Linked DNA regions of Homo sapiens: region 1 is linked to region 2. A link is a loop called in an ENCODE intact Hi-C map of the cell type or tissue named here. Cell type or tissue: heart left ventricle. All regions are shown on one strand. Links, peaks and the distances in the headings refer to the core of each region. The heading gives the core; the rest is flanking DNA.

Evidence for each region. Peaks named below come from ENCODE experiments on the same cell type or tissue, not always from the same donor. Only the 100,000 strongest peaks of a DNase experiment are listed, where the experiment ranks them.
Region 1: a loop joins it to region 2, with 1.8 times the contacts of the local background. A loop is called at or near these places in 23 of 110 quality-filtered maps.

What each region holds. Positions count from the first base shown.
Region 1 is chr2:38,650,836-38,659,697 of GRCh38, reverse strand. No RefSeq gene overlaps it. Among named protein-coding and RNA genes, the nearest start is that of GALM, 11 kb to the left of the region's middle. RefSeq lists a cis regulatory region at 4,882-5,555. In heart left ventricle, for the core only: no CTCF peak of the experiment used is centred there; no DNase peak of the experiment used is centred there.
Region 2 is chr2:38,716,388-38,725,249 of GRCh38, reverse strand. The region is part of intron 4 of GALM (galactose mutarotase); the gene reads right to left. All of the region lies in intron 1 of LOC124905993 (a long non-coding RNA gene), which reads left to right. Among named protein-coding and RNA genes, the nearest start is that of SRSF7, 31 kb to the left of the region's middle. RefSeq lists an enhancer at 2,127-2,176 and a silencer at 2,967-3,026. In heart left ventricle, for the core only: no CTCF peak of the experiment used is centred there; a DNase peak (open chromatin) is centred at 4,469; H3K27ac peaks cover 1,852 bases.

The sequences.
Region 1 (8,862 bases), core at 653-8,652, 66 kb after region 2:
GGCCTCCCAAAGTGCTGGGATTACAGCTGTGAGCCACTGCACCAAGCCTTCATAGTTTAATTCTACTCAATTGCATCAATGATTTTGGAGCAACTGCTGGGGAAGGCATTATGGGGGGCATGTGAGAAGTTATTTAGGAAGATGGATTAAATTTGACTGCATGGTTTGCTGCATGTGAGAAGTTATTTAGGAAAATGGATTAAATTTGACTGTATGGCGTGTTGCTCATTCATCAAATACTCAATGAGTATGTGCTAGACACTGTGCTAAGTAGTGGTTGTACACTGATAAGTAAAAGTTGGTCTTTGTCTTCAAGGAGCTTACAGTCAAATGTGATACAATCCTCATCTCCGTCCCCCATAAAAGTGAAAATAAAAGCTTCACACTTCATTAACAGCCAATGCTGGATGAAACCTGTCTCAGGATATGTGTAATTTCAGGGTTGCTCAAAGATGACTAGCCCTGTTAGGATTATTTTAGAATTTCCTAGCACCAAGCACCAAGTAACTATCACATAGTAGATGTTCAACAAATAATTATTGGGTGAATCCTGATACATTCATATATACAAGCAATGTTGTAGTAGAGAACTGGCTCTGGTATCAGAAGACCTGGGTTAAAGAGGTACCAGTACTTCCTGGCTGGACAATTTGTTCAGCTACTGAGAACCTCAGTTTCCTCATCTGTAAAAGAGGAATAATGTCACATGGTTGGCCTATTCAATTATTATTAATTGACTGGTAGTAAAATGTACTGGACACCATGCTAAAAACTTATTGTGCACCATGATAAACACCCGTATGACTCAGGCACTATTATCTGATATGGAAACTGAGACTTAGAGAGGTTAAATTTACAGAGTTCAAGGTCACAAGGTTGGTAAGTCAGGAAACCAAGATTTGATTCTGGGCAGCATGACTGCAAAGATGGGAATACTTCACCACTTCCTCATATGCTGCCTGGTATTATATAGGTCATCTGAGAACATGCATTCCAAAATACTGTCTATTTTAACACATTACGGAATGTAAAATGTTCATCTTCTAATTTTATAGTAATTACAAGTTTTAAAATGTTGTTTTCTTAAATTAGGTCATGTTGGGCTCATGAGGGCGTTGCATTCACTTACTGTAAAGGCCCCAGGAAGAAAGGCTACTCCTTTGTAGCCATAGAGCCTAGAAACAAAGCACTCAGCTGGGCGCGGTGGCTCACGCCTGTAATCCCAGTACTTTGGGAGGCTGAAGAATGTGGATCATTTGTCAGGAGTTCAAGACCAGCCTGGCCAACATGGTGAAACCCTGTCTCTACTAAAAACACAAAAATTAGGGAGCTGTGGCTCACGCCTGTAATCCCAGCACTTTGGGAGACCAAGCAGGCAGATCACCTGAGGTCAGGAGATTGAGACCATCCTGACCAACATGGTGAAACCCCGGCTCTACTAAAAATACAAAAATTAGCTGGACGTGGTGGTGCATGCCTGTAATCCTAGCTACTCGGGAGGCTGAGGCAGGAGAAGAACCGGGGAGTCAGAGGTTACAGTGAGCTGGGATCGTGCCACTGCACTCCAGCCTGGCGACAGAGAGAGACTCCATCTCAAAAAAAAAAAAAAAAAAAAATTAGGCATGGCGGTACACGCCTGTAATCCCAGCTACTCGGGAGAATCACTTGAACCCGGGAGGCAGAGGTTGCAGTGAGCCAAGATCACGCCACTGTACTCCAGCCTGGGCAACAGAGTGAGACTTTGTCTCAAAAAAAAAAAAAAAAAAAAAAGGGACTTATCACCTCCAGATGTATTATGTATTAATTTGCTTATTTGTTATTGGATATCTCATGCCAAGAGAATGGAAGCTCCAAGAGAGTGGGAACTATCACTACTGCATACCCATAAGTAGAACAAACTAGTAGATCACTAGTAAATATGTGTTGAATGAATGATTGAATGCTGGAGAGAATGTGAAGCATCTCTTATACACAGCTGGTGGATGTCTTAGTTGGTAAAACCACTCTGGAGGACAAATTGTTGATATATAATAAAGTCAAATTGCACATAAACCAGCAACACCCCATGAATACCCAGCATTTTCATTCCCTATAATATACTCTGGATGATCTCTTGCGTATGCGTGTAAGAATATTTATAGCCATATTATGTATAAGAATAAAAATGTGGAAACAACTTCAGGTTCTTCAGTTGAAGAGCAGATAAGCAAATTGTGGTATATCCATGCAATGGCAGATGAGAAAACAGGAAAATGATTGTGCTAGGACTCCACAGAGCCTCAGACATGAACTTCATAACTACAATGTTAAGTGGGGGAGGGGGGGCAAAAAAAGCAGTGACAAAAGGATACATATTTATCATTTATATAATATTAAAAATTGCAAAACAGGCCGGGCAGGGTGAGACAAAGGATTTTATTACTCACTGCACAACAAGTAGCATACTCATCATTTTGGGGCTAGTTCCCCATGTCCTCCAAGACCCAAGAAGACAACACAGAGGGAACCAGGTGAACACTGTACACATAGTGGACTCACGTTGCAGCTGAAATCTACCATTTTTACAGAGTGGCAAGCAAGCCTGCTTTCTGTCTGGGAGATGTTACCTCATCCCTCAAGGCTACTCATGGAAACGTAACCCTGGGAAATGGCCAACTAAAGAGCGGTCAGGCCATTTCTTTTTGCCTCTTTGGCATATCCAAAAAGGATGTTCAGTGATGATCAGGGCCCTGGCTGATTAGTATGGTAGCTGTGCTCACTATGGTAATCTGGGACCTAGTCCTCTTCTAACTAGTTGTCTCACCATCCCTAGGGTGTGGGGTATGGCTTGAAGTCCACTTGGCCAAGGATGCCACCATGTCCACAGCAGGATAAGAAAGGGGACAGGGGAGGGCATATTGGAGAAGTGGCATGGCCCCTCTTTGTTTTTTTTTTTTGTTGTTGTTGTTGTTTTTTTATACAGAGCCACGCTCTTGTTGCCCAGGCTGAAGTGCATTGGTGCCATCTCAGCTCACTGCAACCTCTGCCTCCCAGATTCAAGTGATTCTCCTGCCTCAGCCTCCTGAGTAGCTGGGATTACAGGCATGTGCCACCATGCCTGGCAAATTTTTGTATTTTTAGAAGAGACGAGGTTTCACCATGTTGGTCAGGCTGGTCTCAAACTCCTGACTGCAAGTGATCCTCCCATCTTGGCCTCCCAAAGTGCTGGGATTACAAGTGTGAGCCACCGCGCCTGGCCAGCCCCTTTCTTTAAGGACATATCCTGAAAGTTCCATACATCACTTCCCCTCACATTCCATTGGCCAGAACTTATATTCAAATAATCATATCAAACTGCAGGGTAGGTTTGGAAATGTATAATCATTAATCTAGGCATTCTGTTAATGTAGCAAAAAGGAGAAGACATTGGGGGAATAACTAGAACTCTGCCGCATTCTTTATTAATAGTTGATGGTATTTAAATATATACTTTCCTAGGACCTTGGAGGGTTGGCAGTGCATCCTCTTTCCTCCCATCCTTCATATACATTGAGAATCTGAGCCTGTGTCTTGGGTGTGTACTGGTCGCTAGGTGTTTATGAGTACACACCGGGGGTGTCAGATACACTTCAGGCATGACCCAAGGTGAGAAAACAGAGGAGTCAGATGATTTCCTGGGATCTAGGAGAACACAGAAATTTTATTCCAGACGATGGTGCACTTATGAGTGTGGAGTTAGGGACCCTGAGGATCGCAGTGGGAAGGTCCGAAAGAGCTCTAGACAGAGATGTTCATTATGCCCAGAGGGCGGTGGTACAGAGTAAGAACCATTTTGATGGCAATGGGTTGTCAACAGAAGCGCTCAAGCCATGCAGGGTTTCCCCCAACCCTTGCAGAGCTGGCTCCCATGAAAGACATGGAGAACTCCAAGTCACAGGAGACTGACAGTTGGAAGGAGAGGTTTCCAGGAGTCAACACTGACCCAGTGTAGTTACAGTAAGGAATTTCCTTGGACCAATGACTGGGAGCTACCTGGGGCACTATCCCGAGTCATAGCCAGATGAGGTCCCCAGGGATGGCTTTGCAGCTGGTAGGAGTTTCCACTAATTAATGGGAGAGCTCTGCAGTGTATCCCTGTAGTTCCAGGAAAGCCTCTCTATGGATGACTTCAGCCTCTGCTCAAAGTAGAAGCTTGGCCAGCAAATTCCACTTGGAGTTCTACAGCTCTTTGAGCCTCAGTCATGTCCCTTGATTTTGTGCCATCTCTTAGCAAATTCTTCCTTACAGGTGGGGGAGACACTCATTGACCAGATTAACTTTGTTCTGAATGGGGTCGTAGCAGAGGCAGTTCCTGTCAAGAAATGCCACATTTTTGAAAAAAACAAAACAAAAACAAACTGAGAATGAAGCCCTTTTGAATGGTTTCAAGTATGCCAGTAGGTACACCAAGACGAGTGGTGCTGTGGTTTGAATGTATCCCCTCTAAAATTCATGTTGAAACTTAATCCCCATTGTGGTAGTATTAAGAAGTGAGGTCTTTTGGGAAGTGATGACGTCATGAAGGTTCTGCCCTCATGAATGGATTAGTGGCTTATAAGAGGCTGGAGAGAACCAGCTTAGATGCTTTTGCCCTTCCTTCCCTCCCACTACGTGAGGACACAGCCTTCAAGGCACCATCTTAGAAGGAGAGACCTGGCCCTAACCAGGCACCAAGCCCTCCGGCACCTTCATCTTCGACTTCCCAGCGTCCAGGACTGTGAGAAATCAATTTCTGCTGTTGATAAATTATCCAGTCTCAGGTAGTTTTGTTACAGCAGTACAAACGGACTAAGATAGGTGGCATTGATTGATGAAACTGTGTGGCTTCTCCAGAAGGAGAGAGAGAGAGGGAAAGGCAAGGAGGGGAGATGGCGTTTAACCACACACTGGGACAGAAGTATGGCTGTGACCTCGGGGCAAGAGGGAAGTCTTTTCAGCAGAGCCTTTTCCTGGGCTCCTGGGGCACGTGCAAGTGGAAATGGCTGAGTAAGTTTATTTCAGCAACTGTGCGGCCCTAGGAAAAGCTGAACTACTGATAAAAAGCCGAGAGGAACTAGAGCAAAGAATCTAGCCAGATAGGACGGCTCTGGCAGACCTCATGTGGCCAGGCAGACCCCATATGGCCAGGCTTACAAGACAGGGTCCCTCCACAGTCAGGGCTGGCGGTGAGTCCATTAGATGGCCAGCAAGTGTGTTCCGCCCTGTTCTAGAGCAGAGGCCCTGTGCTCCGTGGTCTGTTGGAACAGCCCACTGGGTGCAGTGTGGACTGTAGTCAGAAGGTCAGAGGCCCGCAGGCTAATCCAGCCCTGCCTTGGGCAGGCTTGAACAGAGAAATGTAAGCGTCGCTTCTGTGTCTCTTCAAAAGGCTAACATTGAATCTAGGTGAGAGAATTGCAGTGGAATTGGCAGTTTCTTCTGAGTTTAACCACATTCTATAAAGATGTGTGGTTATGCAAGGGCCAGGCGAGGTCAGGAGAGGGCAAATGTGACAAGCTCCTGGGCAGTGTTTTTTTCTGACACCAGCTCTGACACCCAATCACACCAACCAAATCTATGACACCAATTGGGTGTCCCATAATTCAATTTTGACATGGCCTATCTGGAGTTAGTGTCAGATCCCACAAGTTAAAGGGCTCAGTCTCACAAGACTGCCCCTGTCTTCAGATACCAGCTGCAAATAGGGTGCCCAGGCTACCCACACTTCTGCCCAGACCACTACAAATGTGAGGGTTTCCATGACCTCCTTTCAGGTTTGCTAATTCACTAGGATGACTCACAGAACTCAGAAAAATACCTTACATGTGCTCACTGGTTTCTTATAAAGGCTAAAACTCAGGGGAAGCCAAATGAAAAAGATGCACAGGGCAAGATATGGGGGTGGGGTGGCGCAGAGCTTCCGTGCCCTCTCTTGTGCCCCATCTTTCCAGCACATCAATATGTTTACCAACCCAGAAACTCACCGAACCTATTGGTTAGGGGTTTTTGTGGAGGTTTCATTACCTAGGCAAGATTAATCAAGTCTTTGTGTTTGATAATGAAACTCAACCTTTAATCCCTCCTCACCCGCTAGGGAAGTGGGGCTGACAGTTCTCATCCTCAAATCTCTTGGTTGGTTTTTCTGGCAACCAGCTTCCATCCTGAAGCTATCTAGGGCCCCTCAATCTTGAGTCATCTCATTAGCATATAAAAAAACCCCTTATAACTCAGGCGATTCCAAGGGACAAGACTATATATATATTAGAGATAGTGTCTATGTTGCTCAGGCTGGAGTGCAGTAACACCATCATAGCTCACTGTAGCCTTGACCTCCTGGGTTCAAGCGATCCTCCTACCTTAGCCTCCCAAGTAGTTGAGACTACAGATTCATGCCACCACACTCAGCTAATTCTTAAAAAAAATTTTGTAGGCCAGTCATGGTGGCTTACGCTTGTAATCCCAGCACTTTGGGAGGCCGAGGTGAGAGGATCGCTTAAGCTCAGGAGTTTGAGACCAGCTGAGCAACATAAGACCTTGTCTCTACTTAAAAAAAAAAAAAAAAAAAAATTAGCCAGACATAGTGGTGCATGCCTATAGTCCTGGCTACTCTGGAGGCTGAGACAGGAGGATCACTTGAGCCTAGGAGATCCAGGCTACAGTGAGCTGTGATTGCACCACTGCACTCAGCCTGGGTAACAGAGGGAAAGCCTGTCTCAAAAAAAGAAAACAAAAAAATGGTTGTTCATAGAGATGGAGTCTCACTGTTTTGCCCAGGCTGGTCTTGAACTCCTGGGCTCAAGTGATCTTCCTGCTTCAGCCTCCCAAAGTGCTGGAGCTGCAGGTGTGAGCCACTATACCTGGCCAATTTAAAGATCTTAGTTGGCTTTTATTTACAGTTCTAGAATCGAGCAATACCTCATTCCATAAAATATGATGAGTGTTCCGATAAGCTGAGCAGAGGAGGTTGGCTTTAGAAACGAGAAGTGGGGAGAGAAGCAGAAACAGAAAATGAAAAGTGGATTGGTGGTTTCAAATTTCCTTTCCTTGTAAAGGTTAAAGTAGAGAAGATTTTCTTATCATATCAGCTCAAATAGCTTGGGTACTGGGCTATTATCTCACTCTCAATTTCTGGGAAGGTCAGATAAACAATTTATTTTCAACTTGGTGGGGTGGAGCTTCAGTGTGAGTGACTATTTTGGTTTGGTCTGTCAGGCCTAGTGCAGGAGCTCAGTTCAAACCAATGGCCTCCTCTAAATTGTATTTAATAACAGTAAGTCTAAGGAGGGACCTGGCCTCTATTTTTTTTTTTTTTTTTTTGAGACAGAGTCTTGCTCCATCGCCTAGGCTGGAGTGCAGTGGCGTGATCTTGTCTCACTACAACCTCTGCCTCCCGGGTTCAAGAGATTCTCATGCTTCAGCCTCCCTGGTAGCTGGCACCACAGGTGTGTGCCACCATGCCAGGCTAATTTTTGTATTTTTGGTAGAGAAGGGGTTTTGCCATGTTGCCCAGGCTGGTCTCAGACTCCTGACCTCAAGTGATCCACCCGCCTTGGCCTTCCAAAGTGCTGGGATTACAGGCGTGAGTCACTGCACCTGGCCCTGGCCTCTTTTTCTTTTTCTTTTTTTTTTTTTTAAGACAGAGTTGTGCTCTCGTTGCCCAGGCTGGAGTGCAGTGGCACAATCTCGGCTCACCGCAACCTCCGCCTCCCGGGTTCAAGTGATTCTCGTGCTTCAGCCTCCCTAGTAGCTGGCACCACAGGTGTGTGCCACCATGCCAGGCTAATTTTTGTATTTTTGGTAGAGATGGGGTTGTGCCATGTTGCCCAGGCTGGTCTGGGACTCCTGACCTCAAGTGATCCACCTGCATTGGCCTTCCAAAGTGCTGGGATTACAGGCGTGAGCCACTGCACCTGGCCCTGGCCTCTATTTTTTTTTTTTTTTTTTTTGAGATGGAGTTTTGCTCTTGTCGCCCAGGCTGGAGTGCAGTGGCGCAATCTCGGCTCACCGCAACCTCCGCCTGCCGGGTTCGAGTGATTCTCCTGTCTCAGCCTTCCGAGTAGCTGGGATTACAGGCATGCACCACCATGGTCGGCTAATTTTGTATTTTTAGTAGAGATGGGGTTTCTCCATGTTGGTCAGGCTAGTCTCAAACTCCCGACCTCAGGTGATCCACCCGCCTCGGCCTCCCAAAGTGCTGGGATTACAGGCGTGAGCCACTGTGCCCAGCCCCTGGCCTCTATTTTTAATAAACTCTCTAAATGATTACCACGCTCACTGAAGTTTGAAAACAAAGGGGTATACATTTTTTTGAGTCCCTCACCCCCAGCACCACTCCTTCCCATGAAGCCTATTCAGTCATGCTCTGAAGGAAGAGCCCCATTTGACTCAGGTTGGCCTTCTTCCTTAAGGGCCAGGCAGAAGGATGGCTGAGTACAGAGGATGGCTTGGCGGAGCGCATCTACTTTAGGATCCTGGAGATTCTGCCGCAGGTTGGAATCAGATTCTCAGGAAAAGGAATCAGAATTCACATTGGTTAGTGTCTGCTGTATCAAGCAATGTGCATGCTATGCATTTTTATGTGGTTTAATCTGTGAGGGAGGTATAACCACTGTCATTTCATAGCTGAGAAAATTGAGACTCAAAGAGGACTGGGGCCAAAGAGTCACACTGGTATTCAAATTCAGGCCTGCCTGGCTCCAATGTCTACCCCCAAATAGTATGTAATGGGCAGGGAACATGTTGAGCTTGTGTGACTTGGCTGTGAGCTTGAGCTGCTGCAGCCACAGTGTAGTGCTCTTCGCTCCATCATCACTGCGTCTGGAACAGTGGGAAGGACAGGACAGCTCTGTGCTGCCAAATAGGAGCACC
Region 2 (8,862 bases), core at 202-8,201:
CTTCATGAAACAATTAGACTTGGAAAAAAAAGCAGGTATTCTCATGGGCTCAGGAAGATTTTAGTCTTACCAACCTATATTCTGAGTGGTAACTTATGCTTTCTTCTATAACTTTAAATGGTGTTACAATATTTAATTCTTCCTTAAAGCCACAGTCAACTCAAAATCTAACCCTTATGACAGTCCTAGTGTGATCGACTCAGGTCAATCAAAATTGCTTATAATTATCTCCCTTAAAGTATAACTACAGGTAGAAGGCTTGAAGAAACAAAGAAAGCTACAAAATTTTTGTGAAGGAAAGACAGAGGGCATACATCAGGTCTCTTTCCTGTTACCAAGCAATCTACAAATCAGTGTTTGCTTCAGCTCTTCCCTCTGTAAAACGAAGCTGTTATTAGCTGCCACATTACATGGAAATATTTGATAAATGGTATGCTTGAACACCTTCAGGAGTCTGGCATAAATAAATATATATAACAGGGCCAAATTTCAGGCTACCATATAGAACACAGAGCAGAGGGCACAGAGGGTAAGACTTTAAGCATGACAAAGAAGCCCTGACTTAAAATTAGAAAACTGGGACAATTCTAAAATGATGAAATTTTTGGTAAATGAGAAGAAAAAAACAGTGAAGGCTCCAATCTATCTTGTCCATCCTCATGCACTGACACACTTGGTCATGTGCTTAATGATCAAGTATATGGAAAATGTGGAATTTGTCCCCCAGATTCGCCATGTCTCTGGGCCCTTTCTCATAACTAGAATGAATGTTCCTTCTGGGTCCCCTATGCCCACCACAGTCTGGCAAAGTCCAATTGATCGTTCAAGAATATTCTCTAACATAATTTCTTCTTGTGAAATATTCTAACCTCTATAGCCAGGACCAATCTTTTTTTTCTTTGTTCTCATTATACTTAGAATAGACTTTTCTCAAAACGTTCATCATATTATGACATAATTACAGGATTTGTCAAAGTCAAATAAAATATAGAGATGAATCTCTCAATGTTTTATTTGAGAATCACAGAATTGGCCAGGCATGGTGGCTCATGTCTGTAATCCCAGCACTTTGGGAGGCCGAGATGGACAGATCACTTGAGGCCAGGAGTTCAAGACCAGTCTGGCCAACATGGTGAAACCCTGTCTTTACTAAAAATACAAAAATTAGCTGGGCATGGTGGTGTGTGCCTGTAGTCCCAGCTACTCTGGAGGCTGAGGCAGAAGAATTGCTTGAACCAGGAGGTGGAGCTTGCAGTGAGCTGAGATTGTGCCACTGCACTCCAGCCTGGGCAACATAGTGAGACTGAGTCTCAAAAAAAGAGAGAATCACAGAATTGCAATTCAGAGTGCACACACAGCCTAGGTGGTCCTCAGCATGTCTGGAAAACAAAGAGAAGGTTGGGAGTTTTATTAGATATACATATTTTTTGTTTTTGCTTTTTTTTTTGTTTGTTTTTTTGAGTCAGTGTCTTGCTCTCTCACCCAGGCTGGAGTGCAGTGGTTTGATCATAGCTTACTGCAGCCTCAAACTCCTGGGCTCAAGGGATTCTCCTGCCTCAGCCTCCCGAGTAGCTGTGACTACTGCAGTACATCACCACACCAGCTATAATTTTTAAATTTTTTTGTAGAGATGAGGTCTCACTATGTTGCCCAGGGTGGTCTTGAACTCCTGGCTTCAAGTGATCCTCCTGCCTCAGCTTCCCAAAGTGCTACGATTACAGGCGTGAGTTGCTGCACCTGGCCGGGAGTTTTATTAGAAAGAGAAATGTTACATACTGTTCTGAAAGAACGCTCATTGGCACTAAAGAAACTTCTGGGAGCTGGCAGGCTCTGACTCGTGAGTGACAGCAGCAGGTGAAACTAGTGTTAGAGTCACAGCAGGTCATTTTAGCGATTACTAGGGTGAAACTGGTCTCAGGGTTATAGCAGGCTGTTTCAGCTTTGCAGAAAAATCAATTCTTGGAGCAGGTGCTATGTACCCTAACTGCTCTTTTCCCCCGGCCTCTCAACTCTGAGTTAGTTGGGTATGACAATGACCCAGTTTGTATAACCAACTTTCACATATATCAAGTGATGTGTCTATAAGGAAAGTGAGGTCCTAAAGGGCAAGAATTGTGCCCTATTTATCTCTGTACCCTCTGGGCATGAAGCAGAGCCTTTCGTTGATTGAAAAACTGATGAATGAAGGCAGGAGAGGCAGAAAAAAACCCAGAGGCAACTGTGTATATTGTAGCATCTGGTGACGAAGAATGAAAGATCTAGAAAGGGGCTTAGGAATTCCCTCATCCCGTCCCCTTACTTTGCAGATGGTGAGTTTGAGCCCCCGGCAACTGAAGGGACTTGCCCGAGGTGACACATCTGCATAGTGTCAGAATCTCCACTCAGGCACTTTCCACCTCCCTCTGGAGTGTCCGACTTGGTCACAGCCCCTTACGCCCCCAACCCCGACAGTTGCTCTTGATTTTTCTCACTAAGAATTTAGAAAATGAACATGCAGTTTTTCTAGCCTTGGTTTATCTGCATATATGACTTTGTGCTTTGGTGCTAAGAATAGAAGGAGCTGTCAAAATAGCTCTCAGCAATGCTGAGTGTTCAGGAAAAAGAAGCGGAAATGGAAGGGGTACCCTCAGACAGAATGTCACATCCTCCAACTTTAGTTCTGAAGCCACCAGAAAGCCAGGGGTGTCGGCAGGGAGAAGCAGTTTCTGAAGAGGATTTCTTATTCTCCTGGAGGCCAGATGGGTGTGTATTAAGGTCTGGGCAGCAGTGCCTGGCAGATGAGGGGCTCTGACCCAACAATCTAGGGTTACAGCTCTGGGCCAGAGGAGCAGCCCATGCCCTATTTCAGAGAATGTCTGACTGCAGACAGCATCAAGGGCCCACTAGAGGTTGTTTTCATAAATACAGAGACCAGAAACTGCATGATGACAGCTGTGGAGGGTGTAGGGGGTGGGGTTAATCAGGGTTGGGTTTATTAGGAGCACACAAGAAGGAGGGAGGGGGCAAGAGAGTTGAGTGTGTGCAAAGGGGTGATTCTCATGACGGACTTCTTAGTAGAGACAGGGTTTCACCATGTTGGCCAGGCTGGTCTCGAACTCCTGACCTCAAGTGATCCAGCTGCCTCCGCCTCCCAAAGTGCTGGGATTACAGGCATGAGCCGCCTCACCCGGCCCGCATGATGCGCTTCTGTTCTAGGTGGGGGGGGGGGGTGGGGGGGGGAAGGGAAGGCATAGTTGGGGAGGGACAGTGAAAAGGTAGTAGTTATACCAAAGAACTGTATGTTCTTGTGGTGCTGAAGAATTATTGGAGCTGAAAGACATCTAGAATAGCGATCATGGAAGGTTGCAAAGACAGGTCATGACAAAGTCAAAGAAGTGAGCAGCTGAGAAGGGTGAAGGACAAGATCATTGGATGAGTGGATCTCAAGCTGAGTGGACCAGGCGCGGTGGCTCACGCCTGTAATCCCAGCACTTTGGGAGGCCAAGGAGGGCAGATCCCTTGAGCCCAGGAGTTCAAGACCAACCTGGGCAACCTGGTGAGATCCCGTCTCTACAAAAAATTAAAAAATTAGCCAGGTGTGGTATGGTGCACACCTGTGATCCCAGCTACTAGGGAGGCTGAGGTGGGAAGATCACTTGAGCCTGGGAGGTCAAGGCTGCAGGGAGCCATGATCATGCCACTGCACTCCAGCCTGGGTGACAGAGTGAGAGCTCGTCTCAAAAAAGAAGCAGAGTGGTCAGGGTATCACCAACATGGATAAGAAAATAATCAAGGATTATGACAAGAGTGATGTTAGAGTGACAGTAAGCCAGGAAGAGGTGGAAGTGACTGGGACGGGGGATGACTTAACAAAGAGAGTTCATGAGGGTGTTACTCTAGCCACTACAACTGCCTCATTTTTGCAAGAAGATGAAGTAGATCTGATCACTGGAAATAGGACTTTATAACATTCCAGATCTCTGTCACAAAATATTAAACCTTCCTCTTTCTATTTGCATTCTTGACAGAGTTATAATTACCTGCACTCTGAAAGTGAAGGAAAAACTCACTGCCTTCACAAAATCCATCTGCCTTGATTCATATCTCTTGTCTTACATAAGAGATTCACACCCACATTCTATTATGAGGAATTTGGCCTTTTCCCCATGACTGCTTGTGGCAGATTGCATTCTTCAAAGATGGCCACAGTAGTCTAGATCCCATCCACATGCTCTCCTTACAATGTGATGTTGATACTTCTTCACTGAGCCGTGGAGTCTGTGTTTCCTCTTTTGAACTTGGATGGACCTTTTTAACCACCTTAACCAAAAGAATGTGGCCAAGTAATGCTGTGTGATTTCTGCAGCCAGGTTATGTAAAAGGCTCCAGCCTCGCCCTCTCTCTCTCTCTCAAGACATTTGCCCTTGGAGCCCTGCCACCATACTGTAAGGAAGCTCAAGTCACGTGGAGAGGCTGTGTGTGGGCTGTTCTGGCTGACAGCCCCAGCAAGGCCTCCAGCCAACAGCCAACATCAACTGCCAGACATGTGAGTGAACAAGCCTTCTGATGATTCCAGCCCTGTTCTAATCTTTTAAGCTGAGGCCCTAGACATCATGTGCAGAGACAAGATGTGCCCTGTCTAAATTCCCCGCCAATAGAAACAATTAGAGATAATAAACGAAGTGCTGGAGTAATTTGTTGTATAGCAATAGATTGCTAGTATACTGCTAGCATCTAAGAGGTGATGTTTTCACCTCCTAGCACTGACTTCACAAATTCTGACAGGAGACTAATTTTCCTCCCTGGCTCCTCCTTGCCCCCACCCACAGCCTTTTTTTTTTTTTTTTTTTTTTTTTAACATAGAAGTGCCTTCACGTGATTATACCTTAAGAACATTAATCCTTGCAATTACTTTTGGATGGGGAAAAAACAAACACAAATTTGTTAGTTTACCAATTTTTGAGCATTTTCTATGTGCCAGGCATTAAACTGACCTCAGAAAGCCTAGAATCTGGTGGAAGAGACAGATTAAAACAATAAAAATTTGTTTATTTATTTAGAGACAAGGTCTCACTCTGTCACCTAGGCGGAGTGCGGTGGCATGATCACAGCTCAATGAAGGCTTGACCTCCCTGGGCTCAGGTGATCCTCCCACTACAGCCTCCCGAGTAGCTAGGACTACAAGTGTGTGCCATTGCGCCTGGCTAATTATTATTATTATTATTTTTTTTAGTAGAGACGGGGTTTCACCATCTTGCCCAGGCTGGTCTCAAACTCCTAGGCTCAAGCAATCCACCCGGTCAGCCTCCCAAAGTGTTGGTGTGAGCCAACGCGCCTGGCCAAAACAATAAACATTTACAGGAGAGTGTGAGACATGCAAGGAAAGTGAAATTCCTAAGGCTCTAGGGGAGCAGGGAGCAGCATCAAACTCAGCCTCGGGGGTCACTAAAGGTTCTCTGAGGTGTGACAGATCCTAATCTTTTTTTTTTTTTTTTTGAGACAGAATTTCGTTCTTGTCGACCAGGCTGGAGTGCAATGGCGTGATCTCGGCTCACGGCAACCTCCACCTTCGGGGTTGAAGCGATTCTCCTGCCTCAGCTCCCAAGTAGCTGAGATTATAGGTGCCCGCCACCACACCTGGCTAATTTTTGTATTTTCAGTAGAGACAGGATTTCACCATGTTGGCCAGGTTGGTCTTAAACTCCTGACCTCAAGTGATCCGCCCACTTCAGCCTCCCAAAGTGCTGGGATTATAGGTGTGAGTCACTGCACCCAGCCAGGATCCTAATTTTTTTTTTTTTTGAGACAAAGTCTCATTTTGTTGCCTAGGCTGCAGTGCAGTGGCGTGATCTCGGCCCACTGCAACCTCCACCTCCCAGGTTCAAGCAATTATTTGCCTCAGCCTCCCGAGTAGCTGGGATTACAGGCACCTGCCACCACGCCTGGCTAATTTTTGTATTTTTAGTAGAGACAGGGTTTCACCATCTTGGCCAAGCTGGTCTTGAACTCCTGACCTCGTGATCCACCCACCTCGGGTTCCCAAAGTGTTGAGATTACAGGCATGAGCCACCGCGCCCAGCCAGGATCCTAATCTTGGAGGGTAAATTGGGATTGGCTAACTGACGAGGTGCAGGAGAGAACATGCACAGGACTGGCTCCAGCCACCAGTGAAAGTGCAGCTGTAGCACAGGCAAGACACATTTATGCCACACACATTCTACAGGCTCCTAGCGCTAACTTAATTTTGAGGGGGAAGACTGAAGAAATGGGGTAGAAAGTGAACTGGGTCTATGAACTTCTGACCAAGCACTGATTACAGGAAAATAGCTTTTTTTGTAATATTTGGCCATGAACACTCTCTCACCCGGATGAATTTTAATTAAAAGCTTTTAATTTCTCATGATCTGAAGTCATTTTTTCCCCTGCCTGGTGGCCCTCATGCCTGACTCTCTGAGAAGAGGAACAGACGGTAATGATGCTGTAAGAGTCGTTGACTCTTGACGTTCATTCATTTTTAGACTCTTCCTTCCCAACAGATCCTCTTTCTAGCCCATCTTCACACAACCCAGTAGACAGTGCAGGAATAAAACCACAGTCCTGCTACACTCCTCAGCACAGGTCCATCCTGTTTATAATAACAATTAAAAATTATTTTAAGGGAGAAAAGAAAAAAGAAAGGAAATCTGACATAGACTTCCTAGAAAAATTTGGGAAATGAGTAGGAAAGAAATTTTCTCCAATAATTTTTTCTCCCCTAAAAAAGAAATACTTGGGCCGGGAGCAGTGGCTCACGCTTGTAATTCCAGCACTTTGGGAGGCTGAAGTGGGCAGATCACCTGAGGTCAGGAGTTCGAGACCAGGCTGGCTAACATAGCGAAACCCCGTCTCTACTGAAAATACAAAAATTAGCTGGGCGAGGTGGTGGCACTTGTAATCCCAGCTACTTGGGAGGCTGAGGCAGGAGAATCACTTGAACCTGGGAAGCAGAGGTTGCAGTGGGCCGAGATTGCGCCACTGCCCTCCAGCCTGGGCGAGAGAGGGAGATTCCATCTCAAAAAGAAAAAAAAAAAAAAAGAAAAGAAAAAAAGAAATACTTGTACAAATATTAAGCATGTTATTTGGAAACTGTCTTCTGGCTGGGGGCAGTGGCTCACACCTGTAATCTCAGCACTCTGGGAGGCCGAGATGGGAGGATCTCTTGAGCCCAGGAGTTCGAGACCAGCCTGGGCAACATAGCAGGATCCCCGTCTCTGCAAAAAACAGAAAATATTAGCCAAGCATGGTGGTGCGTGCCTGTAGTCCTAACTACTTGGGAGGCTGAGGTGGGAAGATCGTTTAAGCCCAGGAGGTTAAGGCTGCAGTGAGCTGTGATTGTGCCACTGCACTCCAGCCTGGGCTACTGAGCGAGACTGTCTCAAAAAAAAAGAAAATGGTTTTATATAATTTGTTCCGTATTTTGCTTTACAAATCTATGCAAGCTGTCTTAGGGCTCACATGGACTTACTCACTGATCTTGGGTATTTCTATGCCTCTGTAAGATTCAATTTCCCCATTTATAAAATGGAGCTAAGGCCAGGGATGGTGGCTTCCACCTATAATTCCAGCACTTTGGGAGGCTGAGGCAGCGGGGATCACTTGAGGCCGGGAGTTCGAGACCAGCCTGGCCAACACGGCAAAACCCTGTTTCTGCTAAAAATACAAAAAATTAGCCAGGCATGGTGGTGTGCACCTGTAACCCAGCTACTTGGGAGGCTCAAGCAAGAGAATTGCTTGAATCCAGGAGGCGGAGGTTGCAGTGAGCCGAGATGGTGCCACTGCACTCCAGCCTGGGCGATAGAGTGAGACTCTGTCTCAAAAAGAAAAATGGAACTAATATTAGCACTTACCTGGCACATAGTGTGTGTACTCTCTCACTCTCTTTTATACACACACACACACACACACACACACACACACACACACACTCCCTTAATACAGAGACCAGGTATTAATCACAGCATAAACTTTTTTTTTTTTTCTTGAGATGGAGTTTCGCTCTTGTTGCCCAGGCTGGGGTGCAATGGCGTGATCTTGGCTCACTGCAACCTCGGCCTCCCAGGTTCAAACGATTCTCCTGCCTCGGCCTACCGAGTAGCTGGGACTACAGGCATGTGCTCCCACGCCTAGCTAATTTTGTATTTTTAGTAGAGACGAGGTTTTGCCATGTTGGTCAGGCTGGTCTTGAACTCCTGACCTCAGGTGATCCGCCTGCCTCGGCCTCCCAAAGTGCTGGGATTACAGGCATGAGCCACTGTGCCCGGCCCCATAGCGTAAATCTTTCATGCAAAAAGGAAGGTGCATTTCTGCCTCCAGAGCACACTGTCATTTTCATTAGAGTACTTAAGGTTTCTGTTTTTTGTTTGTTTGTTTGTTTTTTAGAGTCAGGGTCTCTTATGTTGCCTAGGCTGCAGTGCAGTGGCTATTCACAGGTGCAATCACAGCTCACTGCAGCCTCAAACTCCTGGGCTCAAGCCATCCTCCCACCTCAGCCTCTTGAGTAGCTGGGACTACAAGCACACACCACTGTGCCTGGCTTATTCTGTTTTCTGAAGCTTCCTCTTCTAGTGATTTTTAAATTGAGAACAATGGTTTTTAAATGATTTTTTTGAGTCATGAACTCCTTTGAGAATATTATAAAAGTTATGAGATCTCTCTCCAGTAAAATGCACACACACATACAGAATGTTCCCAGAGCCTCTGAAGCCCCGCCATGCATCCCTGGCTAAGAATCCTTGGTCTATAGAATATGTTCTACTTATAGTGCCATTCATCACAAAACAAGTTGCACCGTCATGACCTGATGTTGAAATGCACATTTGGAATCTCACAGTCACATAACCTCAA